Regions from separate parts of the Homo sapiens genome. Here region 2 is linked to region 1. Evidence: chromatin contacts called from ENCODE Hi-C or POLR2A ChIA-PET data. All regions are on one chromosome and are shown on one strand. Each heading gives the region's core, a stretch centred on a gene start or an enhancer-like site at or near the end of the contact. The rest is flanking DNA. Distances are from core to core; before and after follow the strand shown.

Region 1 (3,865 bases), core at 1,366-3,865:
CAGCACTTCGGGAGGCCGAGGAGGGCGGATCACTTGAGGTCAGGAGTTCCGAGACCGGCCTGGCCAACATGGTGAAACCCCGTCTCTACTAAAAATACAAAAAAATTAGCCGGGCATGGTGGTCGGCACCTGTAATCTCAGCTACTTGGGAGGCTGAGGCAGGAGAATCGCTTGAGCCTGGAAGGCGGAGGTTGCAGTGAGCTGAGATCATGCCACTGTACTCCAGTCTGGGAGACAGAGCGAGATTCTGTCTTTAAAATAAATAAATAAATAAATAAATAATAAACCTTTGATGTTTGAAGCCACTGAGATTTGGGGGTTGTCACCACAGCAGAGCAGCCTCAGTAGCCTGCACCTGGGACGTCTCCCATGCACCCAGCACAGACCCAGGCAGCCACATTTTCTGAGCGCCCAGTAGTAGCTGGGTGTTCTCTCAGAGACTGCCCCCCGTTGAATTTCCATCACGAGGCAATGGAAAAATACCAACAGTTGGTTACATAAACAGACCCTAGGAAAAGAAAAAGACACAGACAATGACAGCACCTCTATGCCCAGAGGGAGGAGAAATTCATTCTTTACACAAGTCACATTGAGCTAAACCTCCAAGGGTTTCCATCCATGGTTACTAACGACAGTTAACATTTCTTTTTGAGTACCTGCTGTGTACTGGGATCTGATCTAAACTCTACTTGTTTGAATTCATTGAATCTTTTTTTTTTTTTAAATGGAGTCTCACTCTGTTACCCAGGCTGGAGTGCAGTGGTGCGATCTCAGCTTACTACAACCTCAGCCTCCCGGGTTCCAGCAATTCTCATGCCTCAGCCTCGCGAGTAGCTGGGATTACAGGTGTACACCACCTCACCTGGCTAATTTTTTGTACTTTTAGTAGAGACGGGGTTTTGCCATGTTGCCTAGGCTGGTCTTGAACTTCTGGCCTCAAGTGATCCACCCACCTCGGCCTCGGAAAGTGCTGGGATTATAGGCATGAGGCACCATGCCAGGCCTCATTTAATCTAGAAGGTGGGTAGTGTTATCCCCATTTCACACATGGAGAGATAGATAAACAAAAAAGTTAAGTAACTTACCTGAGATCACAGTGCTAGGATTCAAACCCCAGAGCGAACCCACTCTCTTTAGCAACTAGGCAGTGGGGTCAGGCTAGGTAAATGTGTTTACATTAAAGTGATCGTCATGTCCAGAGTGTGACAAATTGGTGTAACTTGGTCATAGTGTGAATGGAAGGATGTTTATAGGAGTTGTGGCTGGACGTGTTGGGCAGACTGTGAAGGGTCTTGCATGCCCGCCTGAGGGGATTGGACTGTCTCCTGTAGACAGTGGGGTTTGGAGGACTGGGGCCTTGGGAGTGTAGCTGACAGTGTGGACGCTGGATTGGAGGAAGGGTGTTCTGGGAGACAGGAGGCTGTAAAACAGCCTGGAGAGATGGTGGGCCAGACCCAGTTCAGGGCAGGGTAGGGGACTCCAGCCCACCAGCCGCTGCTTTTCCTCCCGCCACACACTGCCTGCCTCTGGGCCTTGACCCCGTCCACATCATGTGTATGTGGCTTTCATGTTCTCTACTTTTCTCTTCTTCTTCTTTTTTTCTTTTTCTTTTTCTTTTTTTTTTTTTGAGACTTTTTGAGAGTCTTCCTCTGTTGCCCAGGCTAGAGTGCAGTGGTGCGATCTTGGCTCACTGCAACCTCCGCCTCCTGGGTTTAAGCAGTTCTCCTGCCTCAGCCTCCTGAGTAGCTGGGATTACAGGTGCCTGCCACCACACCCAGCTAATTTTTGTATTTTTAATAGAGACGGGGTTTCACCATGTTGGCCAGGCTGGTCTCAAACTCCTGACCTCAGGTGATCCGCCCGCCTCAGCCTCCCAAAGTGCTGGGATTACAGGCATGAGCCACCACGCCTGGCCTATTTTTCTCTTCTTCTGAAGTGGACTGAAAGCTCTTTGAGAGCAGGTGCCTAGGTGTCCTCAGCCCTGTCCTCCTGCACCTTAGCTCATGCCAAGGCCCATGTTTGGAATGTCCTCCTTGTGGGGCAGAATCCTTCTCCTTGTCCAAGGCCCAGCCCAAATGGCATCTGCCCTCTGCAAAGGGCCTCCCTGGTGACACATACGCCATCTGATTACAACTGCAGGGGAGGCCAAGACCCGGCTCAACATTTGTTGTTGGCATGGTCTGTTGGCCCCAGAGCCCCTGGCCTGTGCCTGTTACAGGGTGCCCTGCCCTGCCTAGTGTCAAGAGAGAGCCTGTGCACATCTTCCTTTCCTGTCCATCGTGGGCTTCTTGAGCGCAGAGACCACCCTGTTGACCCTACTGCTCTGCTAGGGGATTTGTATAGCACATGGTGGGCCCTCAGGAGAGAGGGTCTCACCTGGCCTCTCCCCTCAGCCACAGGTAGATGGACAGGCCAAGTCTTTGAAAGTGGGAGAGTCCTGATACAGAGATGCTCACTTGCGTGACTCATCAAACATTAAGCAAACCTTGTTTTTTTCATTAAAAAACAATTAGTCATAACTTCGAGCTAATGGCCGGATACAGCTCAGCAGTCAGCAGATGTGGTCCTCAGGCTGAAATAATGAAGATGAGAGCAGTCATCTCTCATGCCTGCCTAGAGCTTTACCAGGCTCAGAGCCCATTCACACCCACTATCCTGACTAATCCCAGAAAAGCCTCGTAAAGCAGGTAGGGCAGGTGTTCTTGGCTGTAATTTTGTGGAGGAAGAAGTAGACCCAGAGGTTCAGCTACCAGCCGGAGTCCATACAGCCGGCATCTAGCACACGCGGGCCTCTTCCATCCAAGGTCCAGGTTCTACCCACCTGCTGACCCTCCATTGGCCCTCGTCCCTCTTGTTCCCAGTCCCTGCCCTGGAACACAGCTCTGCAGAGCGGGGCTCCAGCGTTCTGTGCTGACTGGGTGTCTGACCCCTCCCCAGCTCAGACTTCAAGCTCTAGCCACTTCTGGAGGGTGCTGACCGGCTCGCAGACCGCTGCCCTCCACGGAAGCTGGTCTTTTAGACTCTTGGGCACCCGGTGACAGGAACACAGAGACGAAATGCAGGAAGGAGGGTATTTTTCTTTTTTTTTTTAATTTTAATTTTAATTTTTTGAGATGGAGTTTTGCTCTTGTTGCCCAGGCTGGAGTGCAATGGCGTGATCTCAGCTCATGCAACCTCCACCTCCTGGGTTCAAGTGATTCTCCTGCCTCAGCCTCCCGAGTAGCTGGGATTACAGGCATGCACCACCACGCCTGGCTAATTTTGTATTTTTAGTAGAGACGGGGTTTCTCCATGTTGGCCAGGCTGGTCTCGAACTCCCGACCTCAGGCGATCCACCCGCCTCGGCCTCCCAAAGTGCTGGGATTACGGGCGTGAGCCACTGAGGCCGGCTGGGGCTCGAATCTTGAGAGGAACCCAGGTGAGTGAAGAAAAGAAATTTGTCTCCGATGGCCAGTGTCAAGAGCTCAGCTTAATGTCAAGAACTCAGCTTAAGTCAATGTGCCCCCTAGTGGTAACACTAAGAGAAAACTGTCACCATTAGCGACGGTGGCGGTGTTTAGCATCTGCCATTCCAGATTTGGCCCAGCCGCTGGCTGGCGCGTCCGCAGACGCTTTCCTGAGCTGCCTCTCGCTCCCATCAAACCTGAACTTAGAAAACCACCCTCCCTCCCAGAAGTCATTAAAACTTTTCTACTCACAAGGAGTTTTAATGGGTACATCATTACATAAATGCAAGAACATCCTGTTTCAAATGATGACCCAGAAAACCACACTGATGGCAGTGATGGCCAGCCCTGAGGTCTTGTCCCCGCCACCATGTCGAGAGTTTTAGTGGAATCACTCCGTGAAGGTGCTGTTCAGATAA
Region 2 (3,865 bases), core at 744-3,243, 160 kb before region 1:
TGGAGACGGTATCTCATTTCTGCCCCACCTTCCTGTGCTCTTTAGTCTGTCCCAACCCACTGTAGCCACATCATGACCTTTTTTTTTTTTTTTTTTTTTTGAGACAGAGTCTCGCTCTGTCACCCAGGCTGGAGTTCAGTGGCGTGATCTCGGCTCACTGCAACCTCTGCCTCCTGGGTTCACACCATTCTCCTGCCTCAGGCTCCCGAGTAGCTGGGACTACAGGCACCCGCCACCACGCCCGGCTAATTTTTTGTATTTTTAGTAGAGACGGGGTTTCACCATGTTAGCCAGGATGGTCTCGATCTCCTGACCTCGTGATCTGCCTGCCTCGGCCTCCCAAAGTGCTGGGATTACAGGCGTGAGCCACCGCGCCCGGCCTCATCATGAGCTTTTGAAAGCACAGCTAATCATGTGCTTCCCCTTTATAAAGTCCTCCATGACTTCTACTGCCCTCTGCAGAAAGACCTTGGACTTGGTTCACTGTTAACCACCAAGCCCCTCGTCCCCTCCCCACCATCCCCTATGACAACCCCCGGAGCTCACTGTCTGTCTCAGGACAGCCCAGTTCTCCTGGGTAACGTGGATGGTGAGAATGTTGAGGCTGTCCCTGGAATCTGCCGTCTCCCTGGACTGGGCCTGGGTGGGGGCAAGAAGTTTGCAGTCAGGAGGCGCAGCTCTTGAGGCTGCCTTAATCAGGCTGAGGCAGCCACCCCCAAACCTCCAGTTCTTTTATTTATTTATTTATTTATGAGACGAAGTCACACTCTGTCCCCCAGGCTGGAGTGCAGTGGCGTGATCTCCGCTCACTGCAACCTCTGCCTCCCAGGTTCAAGCAATTCTCCTGCCTCAGCCTCCTGAGTAGCTGGGACTACAGGCACACGCCACCATGCCCGGCTAATTTTTGTATTTTTAGTAGACACGGGGTTTCACCATATTGATCAGGCTGGTCTCAAAGTCCTGACCCCAGATGATCCACCTGCCTCAGCCTCCCAAAGTGCTGGGATTACAGGCGTGAGCCGCCGCGCCCGGCCTCCAAACCTCCAGTTCTGACTGACCCACAGGATAGGGGCACCAGCGTACTCTTCTCAGGAACTAAGGCCAGGCAGGGCAGGCCCCCTGGGTGGCCCACGAGGAAGCCAGCACTGCCCCCAACAGAACCAACCCCAACGCTGGTGGTTTTCTGGCCTCCCCATCCCTGTCCCCATAAGAGAGCAGAGTTTTTATTAACCATCAGTATCACCCCTTCTTTGTCAGGGTGGGCAGCAGGCAGAGAGGGGTTGCATTTAACCATTTCCTGCCTGGTGCTGTGTAGAAGCAGAGGTTGGGCAAATGTCTTCCCCATAATCCAGAGTCTGGGCTAGGAATCTGCCGGCCAGACAGGGAGCTTGTGAGTGCAGGCAACTGGAATGGGAAGGGTGCTGGGCAGGCAGGGAGAAGACGAGGAACATCAGCCAGCTCAGCTTTGCAACCTCCCCTCCCACTCAGGCTCCTGGTCACCAGCCCCAGAACCAAGAGGACACCAGGGCCCCTCCATCGATGTTCCCTTGTCCAGGATGAAATCCTTTGCCATCCTGTAGGTAAGTCAGCCCCAACTCCAGGGAATGCTCCCCAGGACCCCCTTTCTAGCAAAATCCCCCTCATCTAAACTCAAACCATTCCAACCCCAGCCCTGCCTCATCCAGCCCGTTCACCCCTAGACTCCAGCATAACCCACAGCAAGATTCCATCCCAATGCCCAGTCCCACCCCAACCCAATCCTAATCCCCAGCCACCTTTCCTGACACAGTCCTAGCAACAGAAATGATACCTACAGCGTATTGCGTGCCCACCCTGTGCCCGGCAGTCCTCTGAGTCATTCTGTTTTCATCCTCAAAACCGCGCCATTTATAAGAGAGGAAGCTACAGTTCAGAGAATGTAGGTCTTTTGGTTGCCAGTATGACAAAGTTCACACTTTTAGTGTTGGTGGCTGATTCGAAACTCTAGCCCTTCCTGATGCAAGTCATCACACCTCAGTGCAATTCACCCCCTACATATTCAGTCTAACTGTGGCCACCCTAGTAACTAGCATGGGGCCTGACATATATTAGGTACTCAATAAATGCCATTTGAATGAATGAATGAATGAATGAATGAATGAACCTGATTCACTCATTAAACTCTATCCATCCTACCCAGTCAAACTCAGGTCACAGATTTACTGACAACCTCTTGGCTATATATATATAAATAAATAGAATCCTTGTCTTGTCTGAGGCTGGGCGCCGTGGCTCACGCCTGTAATCTTAGCACACTGGGAGGCCAAGGCGGGTAGATCATTTGAGGTCCAGAGTTCGAGACCAGCCTGGCCAATATGATGAAACCCCATCTCTACCAAAAATACAAAAATCAGCCAGGCGTGGTGGTGCATGCCTACAATCCCAGCTATTTGGGAGGCTGAGGCAGAAGAATCGCTTGAACCCAGGAGGTGGAGGTTACAGTGAGCTGACATTGCACCACTGGACTCCAGCCTGGGCAACAGAGCAAGACTGTTTAAAAAAAAAAAATCCTGCCAGGCACGGTGGCTCATGCCTGTAATCCCAACACTTTGGGAGGCTGAGGTGGGCCGATCATGGGTCAGGAGATCGAGACCATCCTAGCTAACACGGTGAAATCCCGTCTCTACTAAAAATACAAAAAGAAATTAGCCAGGTGTGGTGACGGGCACACGTAGTCCCAGCTACTCAGGAGGCTGAGGCAGGAGAATGGCGTGAACCTGGGAGGCGGAGCTTGCAGTGAGCCGAGATTGCGCCACTGCACTCCAGCCTGGGCGACAGAGCAAGACTCTGTCTCAAAAAAAAAAAAAAAAAAAAAAAAAATCCTTGTCTGAGAGGCACTGAGTTGAACAGACTCAATCTCAGTCCAGCAGGGTTGACTGAGTGATTCCATGACTGAAAAATAAGACAGTATCCTGAGGCTGACAGTGGGGAGGACGAGGAAGGAGCTACCATTTCTGCCCCTGAGGCTGGGGGCAGTAAGATTCCCCAGGATGGGTCTGTGAGGCTGGGGGGTTCCTTGGTCCACACAGCCAGTCCCACGGTATCTTGCACATTCCTTGGCACTTACATACCCACCAGGCAGTGCTTCTCCACCCACCTGCCCGACCAAACCCACTGAGGAAAAGCAGCAGGCATCCGCTGTTGCTGGACGCCCATCACCACGCTCACAAGGCTGGGCACAGAGCAGACGTCAATGGGCACGTGTTGAAAGGGTCAGCAAATGAGCCCCGGGGATGGGCACTCGGCCCTGAACGTGTCCAGTCCTGACCTTGAAGGCCCCCGCTCTAGCTTTCTAGAGGCTTCTCTGAGTGGCCAACAGTTCCTCATGGGGGCCTGACCAAGGTGGCTCTGTGCCCTCTGACCTTGGCTTCGGGTCTCTGCCTCCCAGAGTCCCCTCCTCCTCCTCACCTGGGCTTAACTTTTTCAGAGCATGTCCCCATCCCCAAGGGGAGGCACCGGGGAGTGACCGTTGTCCGGAGCCACCACGGTGTTTTGGTGAGTGCAGGAGCGAGAGGAGGGAGGGCCTTAGGGAGGCTGGTGCTAGCCCTCGTGGTTGACCCTGGTGTTGAGACCAGTTCTGACTGCCATGCTGTTCCCGAGGCTGAGTCTAGCGTCTCCCTGGTGCCAACCCCAGGGCTGACTGTAGCTCTGACCACCCTGATACCAGGGCTGACCTAGGTATTCCCTGTGACCCAGCACACTCCTGCAGGTGTCGGCCTCGGCCTTGATGCCAACACTGACTCCTACACCCGGTGAGGGGTGGGCCAGCTCTTCCTGTGCCCCCTGCCTGGTTGAGCCACTGAGTTCTGGAATGGGGGTGAGAATG

The links. Hi-C counts contacts between places; a loop is a spot of excess contacts on that map. ChIA-PET counts read pairs that join two places held with the same protein, here RNA polymerase II (POLR2A). Pooled maps may share reads with other maps.
Region 2: a loop to region 1 is called in a pooled map, with 2.5 times the contacts of the local background. The contact joins two enhancer-like sites. A Hi-C loop is called at or near these places in 1 of 50 pooled maps. POLR2A ChIA-PET finds 5 or more read pairs at or near these places in 2 of 52 experiments (B cell and naive thymus-derived CD4-positive, alpha-beta T cell).

The regions. Positions count from the first base shown.
Region 1 is chr17:3,602,366-3,606,230 of GRCh38, reverse strand. All of the region lies in intron 2 of TRPV1 (transient receptor potential cation channel subfamily V member 1), which reads left to right. Among named protein-coding and RNA genes, the nearest start is that of TRPV1, 5.1 kb to the left of the region's middle. Within about 2 kb of position 2,615, at least 3 of the 41 ENCODE cell types and tissues checked have a DNase peak (open chromatin) inside an H3K27ac peak, as active enhancers do.
Region 2 is chr17:3,761,584-3,765,448 of GRCh38, reverse strand. ITGAE (integrin subunit alpha E) reads left to right here. Exons shown (of 31, transcript NM_002208.5): 3 at 1,489-1,580; 4 at 3,467-3,534. Among named protein-coding and RNA genes, the nearest start is that of ITGAE, 38 kb to the left of the region's middle. RefSeq lists an enhancer at 1,671-1,770. Within about 2 kb of position 1,993, at least 4 of the 41 ENCODE cell types and tissues checked have a DNase peak (open chromatin) inside an H3K27ac peak, as active enhancers do.